Linked DNA regions of Homo sapiens: region 1 is linked to region 2. The links are chromatin contacts, found by Hi-C or POLR2A ChIA-PET in ENCODE. All regions are on one chromosome and are shown on one strand. Each heading gives the region's core, a stretch centred on a gene start or an enhancer-like site at or near the end of the contact. The rest is flanking DNA. Distances are from core to core; before and after follow the strand shown. Region 1 holds the start of ZNF488 (zinc finger protein 488). Region 2 holds the start of TMEM72-AS1 (TMEM72 antisense RNA 1).

Region 1 (5,553 bases), core at 1,524-4,023, 2.4 Mb after region 2:
TTCCCAGAGGCTGGCTGGTGGCACTGGGGAGATGAGCAATTCCTGGTCAGCCCCTACAGGCTCTGTGGCCAGCTACGCCTGGACCCCTCTAGCAGCAATGCCTGCTGCATTCGAGGAAAGCCAAGTGCAGGAGACTGCGAACACAGCCAGTACCCATGGAAGCAGGGAGAGTGGCCCTAGTGCAACATAACTTGGCCACGTCGACCCTCATAGGGGTGGATGTGATCTCATCATCCACTCAGATGTCTGAGACTGTGCAGAAGCAGGGCCAGTGAAAGCAGAGGGCAGATCCAATGCTTCAATGGGGCCCTGCTGTGCAGATTGAGAGTCTGCCATGAATATGACTGAGGATGGCCAGGACATAGAACAGGGAGCAGTGTTCTGCCAAACAATGCCAATAGGCAGTGGCTGGTGCTGTGTGGAGTGATATTTTAGACGTTATATTTGCCAGGGCTGCAGCAACATGGAAGTCACATAAAGGGACTGAATTAGCCCTGGTCACTCAGGCGCCAGGGCACTACTTGTGTTCCAAATCAACCCTGCCACTACCTGCCTGAGCTCAGACAAACACTCTGGGCCTCCATCTCTTCATAAGTAAAACAAGAATGGTGATCTTCACTTCAGGCACTCACGGACAGGACTCAACAGGGCTCTGTGCATGCCAGATAGCAAGAGCACAAGGAACAGCAGCTCTTTTCCTGATACAACTAGAGAATAAAGGTGGAGCCTGAGACAGTGGTCCCAATTCCACTGGCAGCCTTCAGGCAAAAAGTCCATGATTTTACCTCAGCTATTCCTTCCGACCTTCCCAGGTTCCAACAATAGCATCATCTAAGGATAAAAAGACAATGATGTTCTTATAGAGGCACAGACCACTAATGAGGAAAAATAAGTTTAAAAATATTTAAGTTTGTCTTTTTTTTTAAATAATTGGTGTGATTATATGTTTCAAACAAAAGTTGCCACCTCTTGGATGTCTGAAAAGAAATCTGCCAAGCAAAGCAGACACGATGATTCTAAATCATTTGCAAAGTCTTTTATCCCTCCCCCCAGAATCCGCATATGTTGGGGATCAGGGATTAGATATAAAGGCAATTTAACTTTTTAAACCAGAAAAAAGCCTCACAAATCACAGTTCCATGCACATACCTATGAATTTGTCCAAAATATCTAGCATATGCAAATTCTTTCACTGAACACACTGCAATGCACCTTCATCATACTTAATTTCTGTTTAATTCTGTGTGATTTATCTACGGCCAAATTTCCATTTCTGTATCAATCAAAAGTAAATTAGTTGAATTTTCATTAAAGGTCATAATAAACTACAATATCATGTTAACTTATTTCCAAGAAGTGAAAGCTTCAACCTTTATTGGTAATTAAGATCTTTACAAACAAACAAGGGCTCTTTTATAACTTAGTGCATATATATTATGTATTTGTGTGTGTTTGAACATATAAATATGTATGTGTCATAAAATATCATTAAAAACTAAATCACATATCTCTGATAAGATTACATTGTAACCAAGAAACAAAAAATTGCCTCGATATAGTTCTATTTTATCCCTCAAAAAGAATGAGACTTGATTTTCTAGAGTTCGTCCCTTATGCATCTACGACAATCTTTGATACTAACAGGAAATATTTTCCCCTTGGCCCTCCTATCTAATGTACATAAAATCATTACTTTCAAATGCCATAATTACTGCCATAAAATGTCTAATGTCTCCCTCAGGAGTAATTAATTTCATTTCTGTACATCAGTGGCATTGGCAACTACATATTTTAGAAATTTACTGTTAATTTCTTATTTCCAGGCTCCCTCAAATGTTTCAAAGCCCTGGCCTCCCACTGTCTTCCTACAACCCTGCTCTGAATCCTGTCCCCTCCCTCCCCTGCACCTGGCATTGCATAGCCTGCCCAGAAGGCAGGTGTGGGTGGGAACGCCCCCTAAATGCTTCTGCAAGGCTTAGCTTCCTGCTGTGCTGTCTGTGTCTATTAGTAAAGGCAAAATGTCAAGGAAAGGATTCAATCAACCCCTTGTCTCTAAAACCAGGTATGTTCTTTTAGCTCATTCTAAAAACTCATTATAATGTGATCATTTGGTATTGTTTTGTTTCCCAGGAAAGGCAGTGAACAGGATACATGTCCAGATCTTTGGATATAATCTGTTGGAGAAAGGATCTGGGGCTGATGCATGGTTCTTACCCTACTGCCCAGCGCAAGCCCGGGCTGAGAATAACAGCAACACAGGATAAACCCCGGGAGAGACAGTGGGAGGGAGGAAAACAACTGCAGCCTGAAAGTCACCCTAGGAGAAAAATTCATAGGCAGAATTCTTGAGTGCTGAAAAAACAGGGGGGAGAGGGAGAAGGTAGGGGAGAAGAATAAACAAAGAGAGGAAAAGAGAGAGGGAGAGAGACTGACACAGAAGAAAATGAAAACAGGAAGACAATAAAGAAGAGATAGAGGAGAAAAAGTGAGAGAAGAGAAAGGGAACAGAAACGGGGATGGGACTCGGAGACGACGTGGGAGAGAGAGGAAGCTGGCGACATTGGGAAGGAAAGGACCCCACAGTCAAAGGCAGGACTCAACAACCCTGTCCTGGGGAAAGGCTGATGTGGAAGTGAGATGGACCCCGCCGCCCGCGCCCGCTCGCGGCTCTGTCCCTGCAGACAGGAGGGTGCGCCTCACCTGGGCTCTCTGGAGATGTGGAGCAAGAGGTGCTGGTGCAGCACAGCCTCCTCCCGGCCAAGAGCACTGCGCGTGGCTCTGAACTTGGCGCCGGAGCCCTGAGGGCGGCCAGATCCCGCCCCCAAGCCGCTCCCGCCTTCGGGGCGTGGTCTCGGCGTCGCCCACCCCCAGGGAAGCTCCAGCCTTCGGGGCGGGGCTTGCGGGTGGGCGGCCCCGGCAGGGGAGGGTGCCGCTGGCCAAAGAACTCACAACCCCGGGAGAAAACCCCCTTCTGACCCTCTGGGCTGCCCGGCCCTTCCCCGGCTCAGCTCCGCGGAGATGCCCCCAGCTGGCTTGGTCAGGGCCGGGCGCCATCGCCTGCGGGAGGGCGAGGGCGTTCTTTGGAGGCGGTGCCTGCTCTCGCCTACGCCCTCTGGTCCTGGGCGCCCGACCTCTCGCTCCTGGGCCCGCGGGGCCTCGGCGATGCGGGCGAGGGCTGCGCGCGGTGCCTGCGGCTCCAGTCTGCGCCGAGGACCCCCACGGCCTCCTGGCCCTCCTTCCCCCAGCAGCCTGGCGGCCGCTCGATCGGCACCTCCCCCCGCCGGAATCGCCCAGCTCCCCCCGGGAGCGCCCGCCGCCTCTGCTCCCCAGACCTCAGCTGTGACCACGCAACGCTCTGCCAGGAAGGCGGACTCCGCGACTCGGGCCATGGTGGAAAATGACAGTTAAAGTGCGTTAAAATTAAGAACTTATACTTTGATTAAAAAACAACAAACGGAGTGAAAAAGCAAGCCACACACTGAAAGAAGATACTTGCAGCAATTGATAAAGGATTAGTATCCAGGATATATACTTTTAATGAATTAGTGTGAAAGAGAGGAACACCCAAAGCAACGAATGGACACAGACATGAATAGGCACTTCAAAGAGGAACCACTAACGACCAAAATCATGTGAAAGGACGAAGTCTCTAGAGTAATTAGAAAATGCAAATTAAGACCACAAGGAGATGTTTAATCATTAGGCATAAATGTTAAAATATAATAATACCAACTGTCATGGAAGGCATGAAGCAAGGGAACCCTAATATGCTGGGGCGAAGTACACCCAATTTCATTTATTATAAAAGACCACTAATTTAAGATATTCTATTATACTAAATACAGCTCCAAAAGAGGGGGAAAAAACTGACAACCAACCAACTCAAATGCTTTTCATCACTTGTAATTTTTAAGTTATATAAAGAAAGATCTATTTTAGACTGTATTAATCCATTCTCACACTGCTATAAAGAATTGCCTGAGACTGGGTAATTTATAAAGGAAAGAGGTTTAATTGACTCACAGTTCAGCATGGATGCAGAGGCCTCGGGAAACTTACAATCATGGTGGAAGTGGAAGCAAAACAGGTCCTTCTTCACAGGGTGGCTGGAAGGAGAAGAATGAGAGAAGTGCAGAGTGAAGGGGGTAAAAGCCCCTCACAAACCCATTAGATTGCCTGAGAACTCACTCACTATCATGAGAACAGCACAGGGCAACCACCGCCATGATTCAATCACCTCCCAGTAAGTCCCTCCCCCTACATATGGGCATTACAATAAGGACTATAATTCAAGATGAGATTTGGGTGGGGAAACAGAGGCAGGCCATATTATTCCACCCCTGGTCCTTCTCAAATCTCATGTCCTCATATTTCAAAACACAATCATGCCTTTCGAACAGTCTGCCAACGTCTTAACTAATTCCATCATTAACCCAAAAGTCCAAGTTCAAAGTCTCATCTGAGACAAGGCAAGTCCTTTCCACCCATGAACCTGTAAAATCAAAAGAAAGTTATTTCCTAGATATAATGCAAGTACAGGCATTGTGTAAATACACCCATTCCAAATGGGAGAAATTGACCAAAACAAAGGGACTACAGGCCCCATGCAAGTTTGAAACCCAATAGGGCAGTCATTAAACCTTAAAGTTCCAAAATGACCTCCTTTGACTCCATGTCTCACACCCAGGTCATGCTGGTGCAAGATGTGGACTCCCACGGCCTTGGGCAGCTCTGGCCCTGTGACTTTACAGGGTACAGACCCCCTCCCAGCTGCTTTCTTGGGCTGCCTTTGAGTGCCTGTGGCTTTTCCAGGCACAAGGTGCAAGTTGTCGGTGGATCTACCATTCTTGGATTTGAAGGGCAGTTGTCCTCTTCTCACAGCTCCACTAGGCAGTGCCCAAGTGGGGACTCTGTGTGGGAGCTCCAGCCCCACATTTCCCTTCTGCACTGCCCTAACAGAGGTTCTCCATCAGGGGCCTGCCCTTGCAGCAACTTCTGCCTGGTCATCTAGGTGTTTCCACACATCCTCGGAAATCTAGGCAGAGATTTCCCAACCTCAATTCTTTTTTTTTTTTTCTTTCCTGACATGGAGTCCCACTCTGTTGCCCAGGCTGGAGTGCAGTGGCATGATCTCGGCTCACTGTGACCTCCACCTCCTGGGTTTAAGTGATTCTCCACTTCAGCCTCCCAGGTAGCTGGGATTACAGGCACCTGCCACCATGCCAGGCTAATTTTTGTATTTTTAGTACAGACAGAGTTTCACCATGTTGGCCAGGCTGGTCTTGAATTCCTGGCCTCAGGAGATCCGCTGGCCTTGGCCTCCCAAAGTGCTGGGATTACTGGCGTGAGCCACCACACCTGGCCCCAAACCTCAATTCTTGACTTCTGTGCACCCACAGGCCCAACACCATGTGCAAGCTTCCAAGGCTTGGGGCTTGAACCCTCTGAAACAATGGCCCAAGTTGTACCTTGGCCCCTTTTAGCCACGGCAGGAGCTGAAGCAACTGAGACGCAGGGCACTATGTTCCAAGGCTGCATAGAGGAGATGAGGGC
Region 2 (5,807 bases), core at 3,218-5,717:
AAGAAAGAAAGAAAGAAAGAGAAAGAAAAAGAAGAAAGAGAAATAAAAGTCATTTGTTTTTAATTTAATGTTGGATACAATGAAGGGGGAAAAAATCACATGAAGCCATCCATAAAAGGCCTTAAGGAATCAATCAGATCTATCAGAAATTAATTCAAAATCCCACTTACTGTCTTAAGAGAATGGCTTGAAAATGGTTCTCATTATTAATATCATTTACATCAAGATATATAAACCTATTTTTCAGGACTCAAAAATCTAAATGACATCTCAACAACATGTGATTGTACCCAGGCATTTCCCCCTGGGAGCACCAAAGGGAAGAAGGTAATTTTTCGGTCTTTTGGAAGCTGTGCCCTGGTGCCAAGATGCCTCAAGCCAAAACCACACAGAGCAGCCTGCCTGACAGATGGGCCCAGTAGCCTTTATCAAGCTCTTAGGCTCTTATGAGCTTCCCTACTTGCGAATTAAACATAAATTTATCCTTTGCGGCTCTTTCATAAAAACACTGGCTCATGAGTGTTTCCATTTGTCTTTTTACGGATCTTACAAGTCAGTCCAAACTGTTTGCAGAATAACAGCATTTCCTAAGTCTTTCTGAGGTAGGAAGGCCAAAAAGAATGCAATTGCCCAAGACGAACAGGACACCCTGCTCACTTAATGGACTCCCAAAGGCCTCCTTTACTGGGGCGGCGCCCTGGAGCAAGGAGTCTTGCAGGAACTTCTGTGTGGCCTTGGCTCCCCTGAGACCCAGTGTGTTCCATTAGAGGTAGATGTTGTTTTTCCCTCACTCCCGGGTGGTACAGACACCACCACATTGGGCCATCAGGCACAAACCTGGACTCTGCCACTATCTGCACATGTCATTTGGAGGGGGAACTCAGCCTCCCTGAGTTTGTTTTCTTACCTGAATCTGGCAAAAAGAAAAAAAAAAAATCAATCATACATCAGATATTGATTAAACACTGTGACAATCCAGACAGAATCAGTTTTTAAGGAAACATAGTGTCTCTTCCTCTAGGAGCTCATGATAAAGACTGGAATATACAGCATGCCAGAGTGGTATGCGTGGGTCAGGGACGGGCATTTTACAGAGGGCCCAGGGACGACCTGAAAAAGGAGGTGATTTGTGATTAAAGACCTGAAGCAGGGGAAGGAGGGAGCGCTGTGGACATCTGGGGAAAGAGCCCTCCAAGGGAAGGAATGACCCTGACAGGAACAGGCTGGGTGTGTGGGAGAAACAGTGTGATCAGAGCAGGGAGAAGGAGAGGCAGTAGGAGGAGATGAGGTCAGAGAGACAATTAGGGGACAAGATCATCTAGGGAAGGGGTTGGCACACTATAGCCCTGCCATCCATTTTTTAAAATAGTTTTATGAGAACCACAACCATGTCCTTTGGTTTACATATTGTCTATGGCTACTTTCAAACTACCCCAGTAGTGGTGAGTAGTTGTGACACGGACCATTTAGCCCACAAAGCCTAAAATATTTACTATCCAGCCCTGTACAGAAAAGGTTTACCAACCTCTGCCTTGAAGAAATAGGGGCTAATTTTTCTCCATGGTAGGGAGTCTGGAGTAGGCAGTGCAGGGTTGGTGCAGAAGCTCCATGATGTTAAGAAGGATCCAGACACCTTTGATCTTTATGCTCTGCCAGCCTCAGCATGCGGACATGTTGCTTTATGATCTCAACATGGCTGCCAGTGCTCCAGACATTACACATCATGTCCTCATTTGAGACAGGCAGGCAGGAGAGACATCTGTTCTTTCTACCAGAAAAGCAAAAGTTATCTTCACCATCCCTCAGATCTCTCCTCCCCCAGGACACCTTCCCCCATCTCTGCGTCCAGAAGTAGGTCGTATGGCCACTTCTAGCTTCACTGAAAAAAAGCTATGAAAAGGATTGTCAAGACTTAGACAGCTGTTTTGTTTTTTTTAACTGTAACCCACAGTAAGAAGCACACATAACTGAAACATAAACAATGCAAACAAAAAGTTCCACAAAACACAACTTATATTTACTATTTGTGCTGTACACTGGTATTTTCCCTTGCATTTTTGAAGTACTAGTCACATCATCAACTAAATTAATTTCATGACCCACTATTGGGTTGTAAGTAGAGTATGAAAAATACAAGTGGGCATGAGCCATAACTAGGGGCTGGCATGTTGCTGCTACAGACAAGTGGGTATTTCTCTCTCCTTTCCTTCCCTCCCTCCCTCTCTCTTTCCTCTCTTCCCCATTCCCTCTTTCCTCCCTCCCTCCTTCCTTCCCTCCTTTCCTTCCTTCCTTCCCTCCTTTCCTTCTTTCCTTCCTTCCTTCCGTCCTTCCTTCCTTCCTCCCTCCCTCTTTCCCTTTCTTCCTTCCTTCCTTCCTTTTTGTCCTTTTCCTTCTTTCCTATCTTTCTTTTTTCCAAAGAAGGAAATGGACATTGGCTGGCAACCAACAGTATCTGTAGCCTCCACCATAAGTGAGCTGGAGACCACACCCAGTTCTACTGAACCCTGAAAGAAAAGGTGACCCCTCCTTCTGAGGGGTCTGACAATGGACCCTCCCCTTCTGAGGGGAGGACGCTGACAATGGACACCTGTGTCTGATGTAAAATGCAAGCACTCACAGCCATAAAAGAGAATAAAATCGTGTCCTTTGCAGCAGGATGGATGTGGCTGGATGCCATTATCCTAAGCGAACTAATGCAGAAATAGAAAAGCAAACACCACATGTTCTCGCTTACAAGCAAAAGAGCTAAATATCGGGTTCACCTAGACATAAAGATAAAAACAATAGACACTGGGGACTTCAAAAGTGGGAGGGAGACAGCGGGGCGAGGGGTGAAAAACTTCCTATTGGGTACTATGCTCACCATCTGGGTGACAGGATCAATCCCAAACCTCAGTACCACACAATGTACAATTGTAACAAACCCGCACGTGTATCCCCTAAATTTAAAATAAAAATGGAAATTTTAAAAAATGCAAGCAGTAACACCAACTGCCCAGGAGTGCTGGGGGAATTGCATGGGATCCCCAATGTAAAGCACTAGCATAGTGTCTGAGCCCACAATGGGTGCACAGGACACATGGGGTTGCTGTCCCAAACCCAGTCCTCACTCAGAGCCAGTCATGGCCCTGTGAACAGCATTAATTAGGTCAGAGAGAATGATTCACACTCGAGTTCTGGAGAGCCCAGGGAAACTGTTATGTCACCCTGGTGCTATGTTTACTTCTCCTATCAGGAGTGATTAAATTCTTAGGATCTCATGCTCAGAGGTTGACAGTTATATTGAATTTTACCCACTTTTAAAAAACCTTTGGAAGCACCCGATTATTTGTCTCAGCTTTGATGAGGGCTGTGGAAGAGCAAATGTGTCATGACAAGTCACCAACCACAGGGAGCCTCAGAGCTGTCAAAGGATGGGCCATTCTCCAAAAATTCAAGCAAACGCAGAAACGGGAGGGCCCCTGGACTGGGTATCTTCAGTCCTGTCACTTTTTGCAGGTGGGGGTTCCAACATAAGTCATACAGCAGCCATACAAGCATTAGCACAGCCCCTCTAAGTCGAAGTTCAGGGACCCATGAGACTCAAATCCCAGGCTGATTTTGGTGCATATGGCCACCTGCACTTTCTAGAAGATCCATATCAGATTCTAAAATGGCCATGAGACCCTAAAAATATTAGGAAACGCACACTGAATGAAACTAAAATGATTTATGTTAGGGGTGGGAGAGAACAGGTCCAGAGGTCAGAGCTGGGAATCGTGAGGTAAAGCAGAAATTGCAAATGTTTTCCATCAACCCCATCCCCCACCTTGACACCCCCACACCCCAGAAACACTGAACTGTTCCCAGTTCCCCAAATGGCTTGTGGTTTTCTGTCCTCTCTGCCTCCGTGCTGGCAAATATTCGTCCAGGAGGCAGTGACTGGGAGAGAAAGACTAACTTCTTATTCACCAGATCGGATTTCTTAAACAATAAGGAGTTCTAAGAGGCCATGCCAAGCAAACGGCCAGACTGTACAAAGGTGCCCCTTGAGCAATAAATAGCAAATGCTCTGGGCTTTACTGATAAGCCTCCCCAGACTCCAAGCCCCACCAGGCATGCAGACAAGTGCCTGCAGTGATTGCAGCGCCTGCGCAGCGGCCCTTGTTGGAAGTCCAGGAGTCCGCGCTACCCCGCAAAGTCCCTGGCCGCTGCCCGCACACCGAACCTCTCGGGGCTGAGTCGGGCTGCTTTCTCCTCGCGTCCCGGGGCGCCCTCGGGAACTCGGGAGCGCGCGGCGAGCTGAACAATGGCCTGGGGACACCTGGCAGGTCGCAGGCCCCAAATCTTCCCCGCCGCCCCTAGGCCACCGCCCTGCACCCGGAACCTACCGGCGTTCCCAGAGCGGGGCGGACGGGGCGGTGCCATTGGCCGGTGCGGAGTGAGGGGCGTGCTCGGGGCGGGACGGAGAGACCGGGGCGGCACCTTTGGCCGTGCCGGGCGAGAGGCGGGGAGCGGGGCGGGGCGAGGGGCGAGGGGCGGGGCGAGGGGCGGGCCTGGCCCCGAGCAGCTGAAGCCTGGGGTCAGCAGGCGCTGCGGGCGCAGCTCCGGTGCAAGCGAGGACACGACACATGCAGTGGCTTCTGGACTGCGCGATGACTGGACGGTGAGTGATGAACGAGCAGGAGAGTGCTTGGGCGTCCATGGAGCATCCCCTCCGACCCAGGACTGCCACCAGGCAGGGACGCTGAAGCCTGGGCACTTGTGCCCTTCGGCCGCAGCGCGCAGGGTCCCTCCCCCGCCAGCCTGGCGCATTGCGGGCCTCGGGCTCATTGCTGAGAGGGGGCACTGCGCCTGGCACCTCTGTTAAGCAATTTAGGGGCTACAACCTGAGCAAGACAGATGAGCCCGGCCACTGGCTACACCTTTTTTGTTCACCTTGTCCTTAACCAGTTTCCTAGAAGCACTGATCCTAGAGTTGGGGAGAGAGCCTAGAGGCCTCTGGCACAACTCTGATTTCACTGATGGAAATCGAACGCCAAGATAATAGCAGCAGGGGGGGTCTGTCTCACAATCGCTGTCTGTAGAGGGCTCGCCTTGCTCTGGGCCAAGTGCTTTAACACGATATGCCTCTTACTCCTCACAGCAAGTGAGAGTCCTACTTTCGTTATCCCCTTTTCAGATGTGAAAACTGAGGCTTAAAGAGTTATAAAATTGTCCACCTTTACCGGATGAGTTGGTGATGGAGCCAGGATTTGAACCCAGGGCTTGTTGTGCCCCTGAGTCTCTTGCTCTTCACCCTTAGTCTCCGAAGGTCAGCCTGCCTGCTGCCCTGCTCTTCTGGGCTCCTGACTCCGGTCCCATCCTGCACTTCCCACTTCCAAAACATGCCTCAGTGTTTTCATTAACCTGGCACGGCGGAGGGAGGGAGGCCTCCTCTCACACCAGAATCAGTGCCCAGGCCAGGGCCAGCACTTTCTTAAAACACAGTAAGGACAGCTTCAGGAGCCCCATTTCACATAGGAATTAAATAAGGTCGCACAGCAAATAAGGGCTGGGCTTCTGGAATTTGAACCCAAGCAGGTTAGACTCCAAAGCTATGCTTTGCACTCACAGAGGAGCCCCTCGCTGGCTTTGCTGTAGTTTAACTGCCCACAGTACTAAGGTGTCAATCAGGATTTGTTGCCAGAAACCATTTTTTTTTAAGTTAGAAGTGAATTGGTGAAGTAACAGGTAAATGTAGACCATCCTGCCTTCTGTTCCTCTGTGTGGTTCCTTAGCTACTTCTGCCAGGACAGCAGGTTAGGGGAGAAGACAGGAAGGGAGAG

What was found. Hi-C counts contacts between places; a loop is a spot of excess contacts on that map. ChIA-PET counts read pairs that join two places held with the same protein, here RNA polymerase II (POLR2A). Pooled maps may share reads with other maps.
Region 1: a map of CD8-positive, alpha-beta T cell shows a loop between it and region 2 (5-fold over the local background). The contact joins the promoter of ZNF488 here to the promoter of TMEM72-AS1 in region 2. A Hi-C loop is called at or near these places in 1 of 168 maps with a recorded cell type or tissue (CD8-positive, alpha-beta T cell) and 5 of 50 pooled maps. POLR2A ChIA-PET finds 5 or more read pairs at or near these places in 1 of 52 experiments (CD4-positive, alpha-beta T cell).

Annotation. Positions count from the first base shown.
Region 1 is chr10:47,381,520-47,387,072 of GRCh38, forward strand. ZNF488 (zinc finger protein 488) reads right to left here and starts at 2,774. Exons shown (of 2, transcript NM_153034.4): 1 at 2,701-2,774. RefSeq lists an enhancer at 2,681-3,180 and a silencer at 2,743-3,222.
Region 2 is chr10:44,955,222-44,961,028 of GRCh38, forward strand. TMEM72-AS1 (TMEM72 antisense RNA 1) reads right to left here and starts at 4,468. Exons shown (of 8, transcript NR_033842.1): 1 at 4,371-4,468. RASSF4 (Ras association domain family member 4) reads left to right here and starts at 4,581. Exons shown (of 11, transcript NM_032023.4): 1 at 4,581-4,645. RefSeq lists an enhancer at 4,260-4,554 and a silencer at 4,332-4,551.